2 separate regions of the Homo sapiens genome follow, and region 2 is linked to region 1. A link is an interaction called in ENCODE POLR2A ChIA-PET data of the cell type or tissue named here. Cell type or tissue: OCI-LY7. All regions are shown on one strand. Links, peaks and the distances in the headings refer to the core of each region. The heading gives the core; the rest is flanking DNA.

Region 1 (8,337 bases), core at 288-8,287:
ATGTGGACCAGTAGGGTTTCTTCTGTAGTCTGAGAACACTTGGGGACCATAGTGAGAAAGGGCGGTGCTGCCAGAATGTCTGGGTGGTGTGTGTGTGTACCAATGGAAGGTTCTTCCTGATGCCTGAGAGAGTCTTTGATCATGCAGACTGAATGTCAGGGAAGGAATGTGGAGGAAAGCAAGAAATCCCCCATTTCCCAGGGAAGATGAACTACATCTTATTCCGTTGTGGGTGGAGAAAAATCCCTCCCAAGGACAGAGAGCTCCTGTTCTGGTGAGAGACGTCTGGGAGCCCTTGGAGAGTGTGGATGAATTTGTGCAGAACTCACAACACCCTGCTCAGCGTGAAGTGATAGAAATAATGACTGTGGGCCAGGTGCGGTGGCTCACACCTGTAATCTCGGCACTTTGAGAGGCTGAGGCGGGCGAATCACCTGAGGGTGGGAGTTCGAGACCAGCCTGACCAACATGGAGAAACCTGGTCTCTACTAAAAATACAAAATTAGCGGGGCGTGGTGGCACATGCCTGTAATCCCAGCTACTAGGGAGGCTGAGGCAGAATCGCCTGAACCTGGGAGCTAAAGGTTGTGGTGAGCTGAGATTGCGCCACTGGACTCCACCCTGGGCAACAAGAGCAAAACTCCATCTCAAAAAAAAAAAATAGAAAAAGAAATAATGACTGTGTGATTACCACTAGCACTTTCCGAACACAAACTTTGTGCCGGGTACTGTGTGCAAAGGTATTTTTCCTGGAGCAAAATTAGTCAGATTCCAAGATAATTTGTTCTTGTTTAGAAAAGAGAAAACACTAGATGGAGATATTTTGCATGTTGCCATTGCTGTCTTTAAGAAATTTGTTTAGCCTGGAATCATGCTCAAATTTATTTTAATGAGGAATAAGATATATTAAAAGGTCCTAAAGATGAGAAAGTATTCACTAGAGTCATTTTATAAACATTAGAGAAGCATGCAAAAATAATTTGAAGTCAGTGGTTCTTAAAGTGAGTTTCTGTCCTTCAGATCCTTCAGGTCATTACAGAGGGCTTCTGAGATTGTAATGTGAGTAGCGCCATGTTGTATTCTAGCACAAAATACACTTAGGAATCTCAGCCTTGGTACCATTCGACAATAACAGTATAAGGACTTTTGCTTGGCTAAAGTGTCTAGAAATAAAATGAGAACTGCATCCTTAGGTTTACTTCATTTATCAGGGGTGGGGAGATGGAAATCTACATTACACTTCCCTCTTAATTTTAAACTTTTTATGGTTCACACAAGTGACAATGTGAGAAGTTAGAGGAAAGAATCTTCTACATTCACTTAATTTTAGTGGCTAAGAATATAGACTCTGGATTCAAAGGCCTGAGTGTCTGTGAGATTCCATTACTTAAGAGCCAGGTAGTTGTGGGCAAATTTACTTTATGCCTCAGTTTCCTCATTTGCAAAATGGAGGCAGTATTAGTGCCTACCTCACAGGGCTACTATGAGGGTTAAATGAAGGAATCTAGGAAAACAGCTCAGCTCAGTTCTTGGCAAGTGGTGAGTACTAGATAATGTAAACTGTTATTATCCCCAATTTATAGGCTCTGCCTTAGACATGTCATGTCATTTCTGCCCAGAGGATTATCCAGAGTACAAACTAGTGTCCAAAGAATGAGAAAACATTCAAAGCCTATGTCAGAAGCAGAGGTCAACATTCTGGGCACTTTAAAAATGCTCTGGGAGGAATCTGGGAAGAATTCTGCAAGCATGAGAGTGTGGCCACAGGAACACAGAGTTTGCTGGCCTACACATGGAATAACTTGATGTCAGTCTGGTTTTGTGCATATTGCAGGAAACAGAATTTGCTCTATTTCCTAAAGGCAAAGTAATGTGCAATTAGTAATTAATCCATATCGATAGATAGCTACCCTGAATTTCCTTGGACAGAATTCTTCCTCACATACCCCATTCCCAAAGTCACAGTAAAAGCAATTCTTCACAAGACCTATACAACTTGTCCTCATCTTCTGCTGTATTTTCCCTCTCTGCATTTTCCCTCCTGGCCATTCCTGGCATGCCCTAGGCTCAGAGCCCTTGCACTTCTTCCCTTTGCCTGGGTGAGAAACAGAGCTGGCTCCATCACCTTTTTTGGTATTCTTCCCTGATCCTGTTTAAAATGGCACACTTACCAATTTCTCCAGTCTATCTCTCTTCCTTGCTCTCTGTTTCTCCTTGGCACTGTTATCTTCTAATATATAATTTATTGATTTGGTTCATTGTTTCTCCATAAGGGCAGGAATTTGTGTGTTTTATTCATTCCTGTATCCCAGGTGCCTAGAACAGAGCCTGGTATCCAGCAGTGGTCACTGTGGAAGGACTGACAATGAATCCACATACTCACAGGTTCAGCAGGCCAGTCCTTACCTCCAGTAAAGGTATTTCTAGCACAGTCCTCTCTGAGAGCTTGATTCAGGAGAAACATTCCATGCAATTCTTTCAACATGAGAGACAATGTATCATTGGCTTGGATTAATGAGCCAGTATCAGCCACAACAACATCAAATTACCTACATAATATAATGTCAGAAGGGAGTGTAATGTCATTCTCGGTACTCCTGTAAACTGAGCCAGACGGTTGATTTTGTAACTTAAAGAATAAAATACTAGGCTGCTTAAAATTTCTAGTTTACAATATCTGTTTTTTCAGGAATCTTTACATGACACTGCTACACCTTTTATCATTGACAATATTTTGACATAAGCCTTATTTTTCCCTAACAGGGATTTTATTTTACTGATGGATCCAAGGATTATCTTTTCTTACTACTTTTCTAGTTTCTTTAATAAGCATATATTGCTTTAAGAAATAATCAAAGACTTTTTTGTGCTTTCTAGTAAGTCTGCAAAACTCTTTCATATGGCAGAGAAACATTTTTTAAATCCCATGTTCAAGTTCATATCTCTTGTCAAAATCCCGGGGAAAGGTGATTGTTTAAAGAACTGACAATCCCATCAAAAGATAAAAGGGAGGATTTGAGATTTGGCAGGACTTTCTCATCCAAGGATCCAAACATATTTTCAGGAAACTGACTGGAGAGTAGGACTTGACTTTATAATCCAGTCCCCAAGGGCCCATGGACAATGAACTTTGGGGTTCTGAGAAGCCTCTGTGATGCAATGAATGCTTTATTCTGCATCCAAGGATGTGGGTGGAGTGAAGTCACTTTAACTCAAAAAAGAAATGATGCAACCCTGGCTATGCATGAGATATTAGGATCAAAAGTTAAAAGATTATGTCAAAGTGTACATAATGCATAAAAGTGCTTCATTTGCTGTAAAAAGCTCTGCAAGTATTTGGTGCTGATGTTTCTGATTAGCTGGACCGTGAATTTTTCTGAAGGAAAAATGAGTTTAAACATTATAACTAGTTGTGTGGCTTCAAACCAGTCACTTGACCTTTCTAGTGTTTCCTAGTTCAATGGAGACCTGTTTGGCCTTACTTACCTCATACAGTTTAGAAGCTCATATTGATGTGGAAATGTTTTAGAAATCATAATGCACAATAAAATTTGAGCTGTTATTCTGTAGCCTTCCATATGGTCCAGGCCTCTTGGAATCTTAAAATATAGTGAATACCTCTTCCAGTGAGAATCCTGTTATGTAAGAAAAGCCCTTACCATAGATAGATATGCTCCCAAAGTTAATATTTAAATGAATTATCTTTTTAATGCAATGATTTTCCTTCCATGTTAAATTACTTCTATAATAATTCCACAAAGGATATGGTTATTGTTTTAAGGAGGTAGCCAGAGTGCAGCATGCTGTTTTCAACTTACCAAGTTAGGAACCTGTATTCAGGTTGGAACCACACATCCTCTTCCTTGAAGGATGGGACTTTATGTACCTGGGAAGTCGCTACTGCTTGTGGAAATTTAGGCCTTCTCTCTCTCTCTGTCTGGATGTGTCAAGGATCCCCATGACTGAGTTAAAACAACTAGAGGGTAGTGAGAAGGGTCGGAGAAGTAGCAGGAGTAACGGGAAGTAGAGGCAGCTTTAAGGTGACTGCCTTGCTACAGGGGAAGATGTTTCCAACCTCTGGAGGTAAAGGGGAGAGAGGGCTTAATCCTTATGAAGAAGTTCTGGCCCAAACCAGGTCCCAGCCTCCTGGCCCTCAGGCTGTGATTGGAACCACGATCCGGGGAGAGGGACCCTCATGGCCCAAGGAAAAGATACTGGTCCTCATTTAGCAGACGGCAGACTCTCTGCCCACAGAGTGTGTTTTTCCACACTGTGGTGTCTCCAGAGCCAAGGTGGTACCTTTCACCAATAGGTGCTCAATAAATTCTTGCTAAATTAATAACTGAAGAGTGGTTAAACTAGTAACAGTAACAACAGAAGGATTTTCAAACTGCCTGGGGCCCCTGCTGGTGAAAAAAAAAGGGTTTGGGCAAGAGTGACAACCATAATTCGACCAGTGGAGCCTCTAGCCATAGAAATGCTGTTTTCTTAGTGATTATGATAGTACTATAGCCTGAAGCTGCAGTTGCAGCTTCAGCAGTGCCTAGAGAATCACCTTTTACACAGCTCTTTTAATCTAACTTTGAAGGCTACATAATTAGTTGGTTAATAGATGCCACATTTCACAACACGTACATTGTAGTACCTGCTATAGTTAAATCATAGTATAATTCATAATTTTTACATTTATAAAATTGTAGCCAATGAATTAAAAATGTTGAAATCTTTTACACTATCATCTATGAAACTAGGAATATTTATTTAATTACATTGAAATCTTCAGAGAAATCAACTTCATAGCATTTTGTGGGGAAGCAATTTGTTCTACTCACAAGTAGGTATTAGGGTGTGTGTATGGGGGATATGTGTATGGGGGATAAGGCATGGAGATTTTTTAAAAGTTTTTATACTTTCCTGCTTCTTGGTAGAGATAGTGTCCTGACCTCCTTTTCCTGACAATGTTTGTATAAATAAAACCTTTCAGAGGGGGCCTCTTCAGGGTAGTCCTTGTTAAGACCTTGTCAAAGAAACAAAGTAGCTGTTTCTTTAAACTGCTGACACTACAACAATGCATATACAAAATCACTTTAATGGTTATTCATATAAGTAGATTTATATAGACAGAAAATAGCTCCATTTTTTTTTTTTTTTTTTTTTTTTTTTTTTTTGCCAAGCAAGCAAAACACAAGACCAATAGAATTAGTAGACAGAAGCCTTGGGGACAATGGCAGTGCCCTTTCTGAGTAAGACATGAATGCCATCTGGAGGATCCATTTGAAACTACAGTGCAGTAACCAAAGAACCTAATGTTTTCAAGCATAAAGGTACTTTTTGTGAACAGGTGGGCAACACAGGCAGGAATAACTACCTTCATTCTATGGACTTAAATTCCTATTTCTTTCTAGCTTCCAGTAGAAGACTCTTGAGAATATTGTTGTTGAGTGAAGTACTTTCCGCTGAAATGGGAAATGAACCCCTAGAGTCTTACAAGTATTATTAAGCATCAGTAAATACAGGTCAGGAAGAATTAGGCAAGAGAGAAGCAGGCAAATGTGTCCTGTTTGCTGTGTCCTGCCATCTCCTCTCCCTACACTGCATTTCATTCATGAGAGGATGTAAATGACTGATAGTTTAGTTTTTTCAAAGGTATTTACATTTTCATAGGTTGAAAGTCTAAATTAAGAGAGAGAGAGATAAAGTTAACCAGCAGAATTTCCAGTAGATATGTTGGAGGGGCTATGGTTGAATAAGCCATCTCCTTTATAAAATTGTTGATTATTCCTTTTAAACTAGGTCTGTTTCTTACTGATACACTAACTTTAACAAAAATGTTTTAAAAGGATTAATTCCTCAAAAGTCTGAGTAGTTAAAAACATCTGCATTTCCTAGTTTATTTCTAAGAAGATTCTGATATTCTGAGGGCATGTCATAGAGTCTCCTACCTCAATGCCTCTCAAATATCTCCTATTAAAAAACTGTTTCTAGGGCAGGCGTGATGGCTAATGTCTGTAATCCCAACACTTTGGGAGGCTGAGGTGGGCGGATCACTTGAGTTCAGGAGTTCAAGACCAGCCTAAGCAACGTGGCAAAACCCTGTCTCTACAAAAAATGCAAAAATTAGCCAGGTGTGGTGGCACGCGCCTGTAGTACCAGGTACTTAGGAGGCTGAGGTGGGAGGATTGCTTGAGCTGGGGAGGTCGAGGCTGCAGTGAGCCGTGATTGCATCACTGCACTCCAGCCTGGGCGACAGAGTAAGACCCTGTCTCAGAAAAAGAGATTAAAAAAAAAATTTCCAACCACTTGAGGGGCCAATACTTGTATAAATTAAAATTGTATGGCAATATCTTCATGCCTGTTCCTGTGCTCATCATGTCACAGGCCATTAACAATGTTCAGATTGGCACTGGTCTGTGCACCCATCTGATCATTGCTCTACCTCCGGTTCTCTCTTTTAAAAAATACGTGGATTTGAACTAAAGATCTCTGCCCACAATACCACCAGTTATATTCAAGAGCTTGACTTACACCTTCTTCCCTTCTGCTCTCTTCCCTCCCTTCTCCTTCCAACTTTCAAAATAAGTCTTTGAATCCGTAATAAAGAAAACTTCAAATAATTTCTAGTCCCTATTTTAAATTGACCTTCTACTAACAACGTATTTGCACAATTCCCCCATCCTCTTGTTCAGTTCAACCCAGTTCAGTTTTGCTAATTTTATTTGCCATAAATTTGTCCTAGACACCAGAAGCTTGTATAAGACACTTGGGTAACACAGAAGTTCAGATATTTGAGGATTAACAGGAGAAATCCATCTAAGAAAACAATGTAGCTGACAAGACGCATGCTTTCTTGATATAAAGATTATTGGAAAGCTTCAGTTGAATATGTTTGTTTGTGGCCAAAATAGATTGAGAAAGTCTTTTGATTGATAAGCAATTCTAGCTTTCTGAAGTTTCTTTCATTCACTAGTTGAAGAGCAATATATATTTTTTCTTATCCCAATAACCCAGAACAGAAAATTCTACATGAGCATATATTGTGTTCATACATTTCCATTTATAAGGCACAAAACCCACAAATCTCACAAAAAGGAAGAAAACAAAAGATTTGAAGACAATAAAGTAAACTCGGAGGAGGTTCATCAAACTGGAGTTAAATCATGTCCCTTTTTAGTAACTAAGGGACCTCATACTGACAGGAATCATTGCCTCTGAAAAGAGGGCTTCTGAGCCCTTCTTTTGACACAGCCTCCTTCACTGGATTAGTGCAGAAGTCAATCCTCAGGGAGGGCTGCATGGCCACAACACATCAATCCCAAGCACCACCTATCCCATAGAAGCTTCTGGGCAGCAATGCTCCAAACAAACCAGGGTGCCTGGTTCACATGTTCTCACCCAAAGGAGCCTTCAGGGACCAATCCACAGTAAACACACATGCTTGCCTATCCCAGTACTTGAGTATTTTATGGGTTCTGCTCTAAGCTGAAGCAGAACTGCCTGCCTGAGAACCCTGAACTAGGTTAGTTTTGTGGGTCCTTCGTGGGGCAGCATCTATGTAGGAGGCTGGACTTTGGGTTCCTCTTGAAATAATGAGGTCCCTAGAGGGATCCTTAGAACCAACTAATCCTACCAAGAGCTTTTAAAACATGCTGGTCAAATATGGCGATTCCCTGGTGCAACCCCCAGATCTCCTGGTCTGTTAGGCAGCCCTGATAACTCTCAAGTAATCCTGTAGTCCACTGGTAAAAAATAGATGGGTCCCATGATACCATATAGTATCTATGCTTATTGGCTGGGCCTCCTGGTGGCTCTTGGCACTGTAATTTCTAGTACTGTTTAGATTAGTATTATATGAGAATAAGCTTCCTGAATGTCCACATGAATCCAAGCATTTCCTGGAAGTATGACTGCTTCCTAGTCCTTTATATTACCATGCAAGGTAGGGATGTGAGTGAACAGCACGTCAGAGAAAACTGCCAGGTGTAGACAGTTATCCTGAGAAAAGGGTTAGTATTATAGTTGTCGAGAAAGGAGGGACCAGAAATCAGATGAACTGAGTAATTCATCATGTCATCTTGAAGGCTTTTCCACTCTGGACAATTTGAAATCCAAATGAAATTCGGTCCTTGGGTCAATTTATTCCATTACCAAAGAACAGCATAGTAGGATAGCCATTCCAACAGGGTGAGGACCAGCCACCTACTTACTTTCCAGTCCAATTTTATTATCCATTCAGCTTTTAGGAATTGCCCCTGGAGGCCATAGTCGGAATTTTGCTAAATTTTCAGGCATGAAGATGATTCTCCTTAATTCAATGTCTCATGAATCTTAGTCAAGATC
Region 2 (8,337 bases), core at 220-8,219, 130 kb before region 1:
CTCAGCCCTGTGTGCTACAGGAACTCAGCTGGTGCTTGCGGAGAGGGACTTGTTAGTGGTTTCATCCCTAGTCTGAGGTCGGGAGAGGGTCATGGAGTGAAGACTTGGGGTGCTAAAGGACCTTTTAAGGCACAGAAGAAGGCTGAAGAAGTAAGTCTGCTCTTGACTAGTGCTTTTTGCTTTTTTAATGGATGGATGTGGTCAATCTAGAAGCTGATCACTCCTTCAGGTGGCTGCAGAAAAGCTTGGAGCCAAATTTCTGGCCACCTTTAGCCAATGAGTAGGACTTCCTGGAATGCATTTTTGTGGATCAGCCTCATTCCTTGCTTCTTTTCTTTGCCTAAAATGCATATTTTTTGTGTTCTTTCCTGCTTCCATTTTACATTACCATTCTATTCTATGTGCAGTATTGTGTGCCTCCTAAGTTTGTTTTTGGGACAAGGTTTTTAAAAAATCAAGTTGAATGTTGCCTTTTCTGCTTGTATAGTTGTGAGGTCTCGGGAGGCTACTTTATCTCTCTGTGCCCCAAATTTGGCTTTTTCATCTATAAACCAGGGAAACTGACACCATCTTGTTGAGATATGGTAATGTGGGAGCAAGCATGGCTGTTTACAGAGAAAGTTGCACTTTTTAGAATGGTTTCTGCTGCTACTACCAGGGGGGCTAGGGATGGAAAAATACTGGGATCTAGTATTTTTGTCATGATTATGGCCGTAGATCCTGTTCTCTCAGAATCATGTTCAGAAAACATGTTAAGCATTCATCTGTAGTCACTAAATATTATAGCTGCTTACAGTATGAGTTTGTCAAATAGGAATTTATGAGAAACCTACTATTCACCCAGCTCTGGGACAGACCGAGAGAGAGAAGACATACAGAGAAGAATAATCGTGGACAGATGACAGGATGAGGGTCAGATAGCTGAGCACAGCACCGACTCTCTCCTGCTTAGTCACTGTGTTCATTTAAGCATTTGCTGAGTGCCGCTCTGTTCTGGGGCAGTTTGAAGCCATCCATGGATGTGCACCTCAAACAAGGCAAGTCAGATCATCAAGGCAGGTCAGATCCCCACGCTCCTACAGCTTATGTTTCCCCAAGGAAGAGACAGTTTAAAAATAAAGATAAATGCTTTAGAGCTGTACACTTAAAATGGGTGATTTTTTTTTTTTGTTGTGTAAATTATACCTGAATACAGTTGTTAAAAAAGAAAAAAAATCTTGGCCCTCATGGTGCTGACGTTCAGGTTTTCCCTGATACGTTTGATCCTTATTATTTGTGGATTTTGTTTTTGCAAATTCGCTTACTTGCTGAGATTTATTTGTAACCCCCAAATCAGCTTCTTTGGTCATTCACAGAGATGTGCAGAGCTGCAAACACTTTTGGGTTGCCCAACACTCACATTCCCAGTTGAGGCCAAACAAGGCGACACTCTGCCTCCAGTTCCGGCTCTCATCCTGTAGACAGATGTCCTTTTCGTAGTCTCTTTAGTGCCACATTTTTTGCATTTTTCTGCTGCTTTTTGGTGATTTCACTATTTAAAAATGGCCCCCAACTGTCATGCAGAAGTGCTGTCTAGCATCCTAAGCGTAGGATGACTATGATGTGCCTCATGGAGATAGCATATGTGGTTAGACAAGCTTTATTCTGGCATGAGTTATGGCGCTGTTGGCCATGAATTCAATGTTAATGAATCAACAATATATGTTAAATTAGGTGTCTTTAAACAGAAACACACATAAAACAAGGTTATGAATTGATCTGTTGACAAAAATGGGACCAGAGGCTTGCAGGAACCTAACCCTGTATTTCTCCCAGGAACAAGGTTTCAGTGTTCACTAATTCAGTGTTTGCAGTGACTTGAGAGAACATAATTCATGTGAATGATGACAGTTAACTGTATATGTTGGGTGAGGGCAAGAATATATGTAGAGCCCACATACCAGATGTCTATCTTCCTTTAAAAAAAATGCAAAAGTTCTCAGACTTGGCAGCGCATTGGAATGCTCTGGGGAGTTTGACAAAATGCCCATGCCCCAAAGAGTCTGGTTTAATTGGCTGGGGTGTGGCTCAGGCACAGAGATTTTAGAAGCTCCCCCAGGGATTCTAATGTGCAGCCGGAGTTGAACACCAGTGCTCTTCCCATTGAATGATAATGTGTCCTAGAAGTGGACCCTGGCCAACTGAAGGAGGCTCTGTGGGGGCCAGCAGCACCTCCTCATACCCGCCCAAGACCCAGAGCCCAGGGCAGGGTGTCCGGTTGGCCCAGCTCCTGCCCTGAGGAGAGGGTCTATCCCCTCCATCCTCCCATCCCCCGTAGTGACCCCACACACATCCTATGCCCACACACAGCTGGAGAGAGGCTTCCCTCAGGAAACCCTGGTGCCATTAAGAGAGGAGAATGGATGGCAGACAACCCAAGCCCCACAGAGGTCTCCACCCTGTGCTCTAAAAGACATGTGCATTTCTTGAATGAAATCAAGTGGGAGATATGTGCCTAGGCAGGGTAGAGTGTTTGGTTTATGCCTGCCTGCTTTCTCCTGGCTCCTCCTTTCTCTCATTTCTTCCAACTCCTCTGATCTTCCTTCACAGGGATTTCAGGCTGAGAAGATGAGGTTTATTTTCAGAGGAGTCATGTCAGACAATATGAAGTGTTAGGTGGTTGGGCCAGGAATGACCTATATGAGTGGAGTTCAGAGAGGGAGAGCCAACATGGCTAGCGTGGGCAGGAGGGGCTCTGTGGCAGAGCTGGATTCAGGTGGCTTAGTGCCTGGAAAGGTCTCACAGAGAAGGCCGTTGATGGTAGAGGACAGCCTGGATGATGGCACTGGGGGCAGCTCCCACGACAGAGGGGGAATAAGTACAGCTGAGTGAAGCTGACTTGGCTTTTGATTTTTCATCTTAAGCAATGAGCCGTTACTGAGCACTTACTGTGTGCATCTGGGCTCCTTACGTAAGAGGGGCTGCGAGGATAAATGGGAACGGGACGGCACAGTCCCTGCCTGTGGGACTGTGAGGAGTCTGATGAGAACTGTGGAGGAGGTGAGAGCCTGATGAGAACTATGAACAAGGGTATGGAAATGATAAATACAGCAGAGCATGACACAGAGTGCATCCGGCAAGCAGAGATCATGCCCCTTGAACAGCTGGGAATGGCTTCACAGAGGTTACAATTGAGGTGGGTCATGAAGGGATGTGTGAGATTCTAATCAGGAGAGCTGTGTGTGTGTGGTGGTGGGTATAGGAAAGGTAGGACGCAAACTGAGAGTGGCTAAAACTCCCCAAAGGAAGTGGTGAGTAGAATATATTGGCTGAAACCCAGCACATCTGTTCTAAAGAAAATACAGGCAGTTGGACAGGAAGGTAGGTCGAGAACACTGAAAAAGGTCTTGACCAAAGGTAATAAGGTTTTAGGGTGGGGATTAGGAAGACCTGTATATTCGGATAGGGCTTGGTGTTTTCTATCACTCCTCTTAGCTAATCTCATTTGGGTTTTTCCCTGCAAGCCTGATAGGACATGTCTAAGGCTGCAGCACAAAGACACGAGAAGTCTTGTCCTGCATCTCTGTGTACAGAGTAAATGACACCCACTGAATGGGATGGGTCTTGTTGACCAGGGGAGTGGGGAGATTTGCTCTTTAAAGGAGAGGGTTGTCTCTAGAGGTAGCTGAGGATAGTGACCTCTCACTGGCATGTCTGGGCAACACAGGGCATCTGTGATGTATCATTCACTCATTTCCATGCTGCCTTTGCCACTGTCCAGTGTGTTTGTCCTCCACCCTATCCCTCACATGTGCATCCTTCAAACCTCTGTTAGAGAAGAACCAGCACCCCTTTATTGACGAGGTGTCTCCAGAGGGCCCTTGGGAAAGGCCTGGTCCTGGGCTGCCTCCTCACCTGGCCTTGCTGCAGGTTTCAGAACAGTGTGGATGGTGGTTCTCAGGCCCACCTGCACATCCGAAACCTCTGGGGAGCTTTGAACAACGCTAGCAGCTGGGCCAGCGCCACACCAGTCTGTAGTACCCAAACTAGCTGAGGTATTACAAGCACCCCTGATTTTATGGACAAGCAGACTGAGGCTCAGCGTATAAGATTACTTGCTGGTAGATACATAGCAAGAAAATGGCAGAGCTGGCATTTGAACCCAGGTAGTCGATTCTTGAGTCCAACCTTCAAACCCCCAGGTTTTGTCATCCCTCCCCTGCTGGCTAAACTGTCACAGTACTGATTTGGCCATTCATAACTAGGTGGCAACCACAGTTTTTTGTTTCACAGCACAACTAAGATTTTAAAGGCAGTTTTTGAAATAAACAAACCAGGAATGTGGGATGTTACTTCTGGCCCCATGCCTCCCAGTAAGGTAGATGTGAAATTAGCAGCTGGAATTCTCTGTTTCTGAAGCTCAGGTGTCGACTTTCAGGGCTGCTCTCCAATGCACAGGCAGCCAAAGTGCTGTGGAAACCTCAGCTAGGTCCTAACCTTCTTGAAGGTTGTGACTTTATTTATTAGTTTCTGTCTTCCACAATGCTGATGCACAGAACTAAACTGATAAATATCTGAATGAACGAATGGCTGACAAATTTGTACTATTCACTTGTGAGCTCCTGTCCTGCCATGCACAGCTTGTTTCATCTCATCTGCAGTGAGTACCAGTCTAGATACCATCTGAGTCCCAGGGTACAGGTATTGAGAGGTATGTCATTAAAGAAAAATAGAACAAAAACTAATGCTAACTCTGCATTAGGCAGAACCGTTCAGTCAAGAGGTTTGAGGGTCTAAGATGTAAAAGGGGCGGTTAGCAGCTTCCACTTGTTTCTTTTGATGTGGCCAAAAGCTAAACTGGAACTCTTTTCCTTTGTTTTACAGGTCACAGCCAAGACTGCCTTTCTATTTATTTTACCTCAGTATAACATTAGCGTGCCTACAGCAGGTAAGAATCACTGGTCTCCATCTTCTCCTGGCCCTGTTAACCCTGAAGGACCTGGAAAGCTTCCTTTTCCCCATCTGTGTACAATTTTTTTTTTTTCCCCCATGACGGAGTCTCTGCTCTGTCACCCAGACTGGAGTGCAGTGGCACAATCTTGGCTCACTGCAACCTCCACATCCCAGGTTCAAGCAGTTCTCCTGCCTCAGCCTCACAAGTAGCTGGGATTACAGGCGTGTGCCACCACGCCCTACTAATTTTTGTACTCTTAGTAGTGAAGGAATTTCACCATGTTGGCCAGGCTGGTCTCGAACTCGTGACCTCGTGATCTACCTGCCTTGGCCTCCCAAAGTGCTGGGATTACAGGCATGAGCCACCACGCCTAGCTGTGTACAATCTTTTTAGATATTTCAACCAGCCTCTGGCAGCCTCCACCACTGAGATTGCAGTGGTGCAGCATTAACCGCTAAGAACTTCCCTCTCTTCTGCTCTCTGTCTTCTTCATCAGAAGAGGACCTGCTGCACCACGTGGTGCTTTGTGCAGCTCCTACTCCTTTCTCCAAAGCATCTAACATTGAGTTCTGTTGGAGACAGGATGTGAGGCATCATGACCATTGATCTGTTCTCCAGAGCATGGCTTCCTTTTAACATTTTCAGAGGAGAATGGGCAGGATGTTGCGTTTTGATAGTGCATGGAAGCATGGTTGGGGCCCAGGGTGCTGCACTCTGACTGGGTTGGGGTAAGGACCAAACCTCAGGCCCAGCCACAAGTCTTGTCACAGGACTGTTGTTAAGGCTCACTGACTAGAGCTGCTGCATCACAAGCTTCCCCCATAGTGGCTGAGCATTTCCAAGCACTTACAGGGAGCCCAGCCAGCATCATGCCAGGTACCAGAGCGGCCTCACAGGCAGTTCCCAGTACAGTTGAGGGGCTACAGCTCAAGGAGCAGCAAGGCCAGGCAGGTAAATCGCTGAACTGGACAGGGGAGAGGGTCTATCTAAAGGAGTAGCTGCTGCTCACTTCCAGCCAATTGTCACATAGGAGTGTAAAACCTGTGAGCCTAAGAGCTTCCTTTTCCACCCCCTACAAAAGAATCCAAAGAAATCTCTTTTTAGGTAGAAATACTCTGATTTTTAAATGTTGCCAACTAATTTAGAAATTCTGCAAACACCATGCGGGTCAACATTGTGTAAACCAAACCAACACATCTGAAGGCTGAGTCCAGCCCTCGGGCACAGGTCTGCAACTTAGGGGTTCTCCGATCCCGCCACCAGCACCAGAGTATCGCTCCTTTCTCAGTGGCAAAGTCCTGGGCAGCCTCTTGATGAACAAAGGAAGGACTTTTGTTTGCTGAACCTAGTTCTTTCCTCTTTATTCTTTTTGTTGTTGTTGTTTGTTTGTTTGTTTGGATGGAGTTTCACTCTTGTTGCCCAGGCTGGAGTGCAATGGCCTGATCTCGACTCACTGCAACCTCCACCTCCCGGGTTGAAGCGATTCTTCCGCCTCAGCCTCCCAAGTAGCTGGGGTTACAGGCATGCGCCACCGTGCCAGTCTAATTTTATGTTTTTAGTAGAGACAGGGTTTCTCCATTTTGGTCAGGCTGGTCTCGAACTTCCGACCTCAGGTGATCTGCCCACCTTGGCCTCCCAAAGTGCTGGGATTACAGGCGTGAGCCACCGTGCCCAGCCTTTTTTTTTTTTTTTGGACGGAGTTTCCCTCTTGTTGCCCAGGCTAGAGTACAATGGCGCGATCTTGGCTCACTGTAACCTCCACCTCCCGGGTTCAAGTGATTCTCCTGCCTCAGCCTCCCAAGTAATTACAGATGTGCACCACCACGCCCGGCTAATTTTTTGTATTTAGTAGAGAAGGGGTTTCAGCATGTTAGTCAGGCTGGTCTTGTACTCCTGACCTCAGGTAATCTACCCGCCTCAGCCTCCCAAAGTGTTGGGATTACAGGCATGTGCCACTGCACCCGGCCTTTTCCTCTTTATAGTAGAGAGGTGACTTGTCTTGACTTTAAGGTGAGATTCTTTTCCTTGTCTGGCTCTGCCAGCTACTAGCTAAAGGACTTTGGGGGCAAATTCCTGAACCTGTGGCTCATGGAGGATATAGCCATGAATCTTTCCTGGGCCCACCATCCCCTGCAGTCACTGTGGCCAGGCTTGGAAGGAAGCCATGCTTTTCTGGGGCAACCAAGTCAGTTTCTTCATCTGAGAGTCAAACTGAGGGACATTGGCAAAAGAGGAAGAAAGCTCTATGCTACTAAAGAGACTGGAGAGCATCTCTGTCCTCAGTGGGCCAGGAAACATGTGGCCAGCACCAGTGGTCAGGAAGCAGACAGATGCCCGCTCATCCCAGGGCACACTCTAGTGCTGGGGGGCACGTGGATGATGTGGCTCAGGGCTATGTGTTCTAAGTCAAATCCGGGCTTATTTACTCTTGCCTCTTGAAAATCCTAATAACAGAGACTTGGCTGTACTCAAGATTTACTGATTTATTTTTTAGTTTAAAAAAATTGTAAAATCTATATAACATAAAATGTACTATCGTAACCATTTGTAAGTGTGTAACTTAGTGGCATTAGGTACATTCACATTGTTGTGCTACCATCACCACCATCTATCTCCAGAACTCTTTTCATCTTGCAGATTGAAACTCTGCCCACCAAACCCTAACTCCCCTTTCCCCACCCCCTCTAGCCCCCAACAGCCCCCATTCCATTTTCTGTCTCTGTGAATTTGACTACCTTAGGTACCTCATATAAGTGAAATCATATATAGTATTTGACCTTTTGTGACTAGTTAAAATTTATTCTTAAACACTTTTTCAAAATACATTTATATGAGTGATATATAACTCTTAGAGAAAAATTATAACACAGAAAACCATAAGAAGATAAAAGTTACACAGGACCCCATCACCCAGAAAAAAACTAAAGTTAGAACGTTTTGGAATATTGATTTATAACACAATTTTTTGTTTTTATAATATGATGAACCTTTTTGTGTGTCCTCGATTATCATTCCATTTAACCAGATATTCTGAAAAGCTGCAGGATGTTTCTTAATAGGGATTACCACAAATTATCCAATCAGCCCCATATGGATATTTAGGTTTCCTGTTTTTATTGTAAATAGTACTACAGTGAACATTCTTGTGGCTAAATTTTTACATTTATTTGTGATGACTTTCTTAGGATAACTTCCTATTACTGGAATTTCTGGGTTAAGTAGTATGTAAAGGTTTTATGTATGTATTGCCAAAATACCTTCTGTCATTTAATACTCATGACCCATAAACCCTAAATTTAAAGTTGTTTTGTAAATATAAAATGCACAGGATTAAAAAAAAATCAGAATACCAGTTTATAAATGTCTATAGAGATAGCCAGTCATCAAACATTGTGCTGGTGTTT

The links. ChIA-PET counts read pairs that join two places held together with the same protein. Peaks named below come from ENCODE experiments on the same cell type or tissue, not always from the same donor. Only the 100,000 strongest peaks of a DNase experiment are listed, where the experiment ranks them.
Region 2: POLR2A ChIA-PET joins it to region 1 with 10 read pairs; 9 of 35 experiments call an interaction of 5 or more read pairs at or near these places.

The regions. Positions count from the first base shown.
Region 1 is chr6:52,404,510-52,412,846 of GRCh38, reverse strand. PAQR8 (progestin and adipoQ receptor family member 8) reads right to left here. Exons shown (of 2, transcript NM_133367.5): 2 at 5,070-8,337. Among named protein-coding and RNA genes, the nearest start is that of EFHC1, 12 kb to the left of the region's middle. In OCI-LY7, for the core only: CTCF peaks have their summits at 4,395, 5,054 and 5,257 (motif pointing left); a DNase peak (open chromatin) is centred at 5,246.
Region 2 is chr6:52,532,373-52,540,709 of GRCh38, reverse strand. It overlaps TRAM2 (translocation associated membrane protein 2), which reads left to right. Exons shown (of 11, transcript NM_012288.4): 2 at 4,864-4,927. Among named protein-coding and RNA genes, the nearest start is that of TRAM2, 41 kb to the left of the region's middle. RefSeq lists enhancers at 3,111-3,170, 3,421-3,510, 3,691-3,740. In OCI-LY7, for the core only: CTCF peaks have their summits at 3,970 and 4,172; DNase peaks (open chromatin) are centred at 3,269, 3,969, 4,809 and 5,539; H3K4me3 peaks cover 3,153 bases; H3K27ac peaks cover 4,269 bases.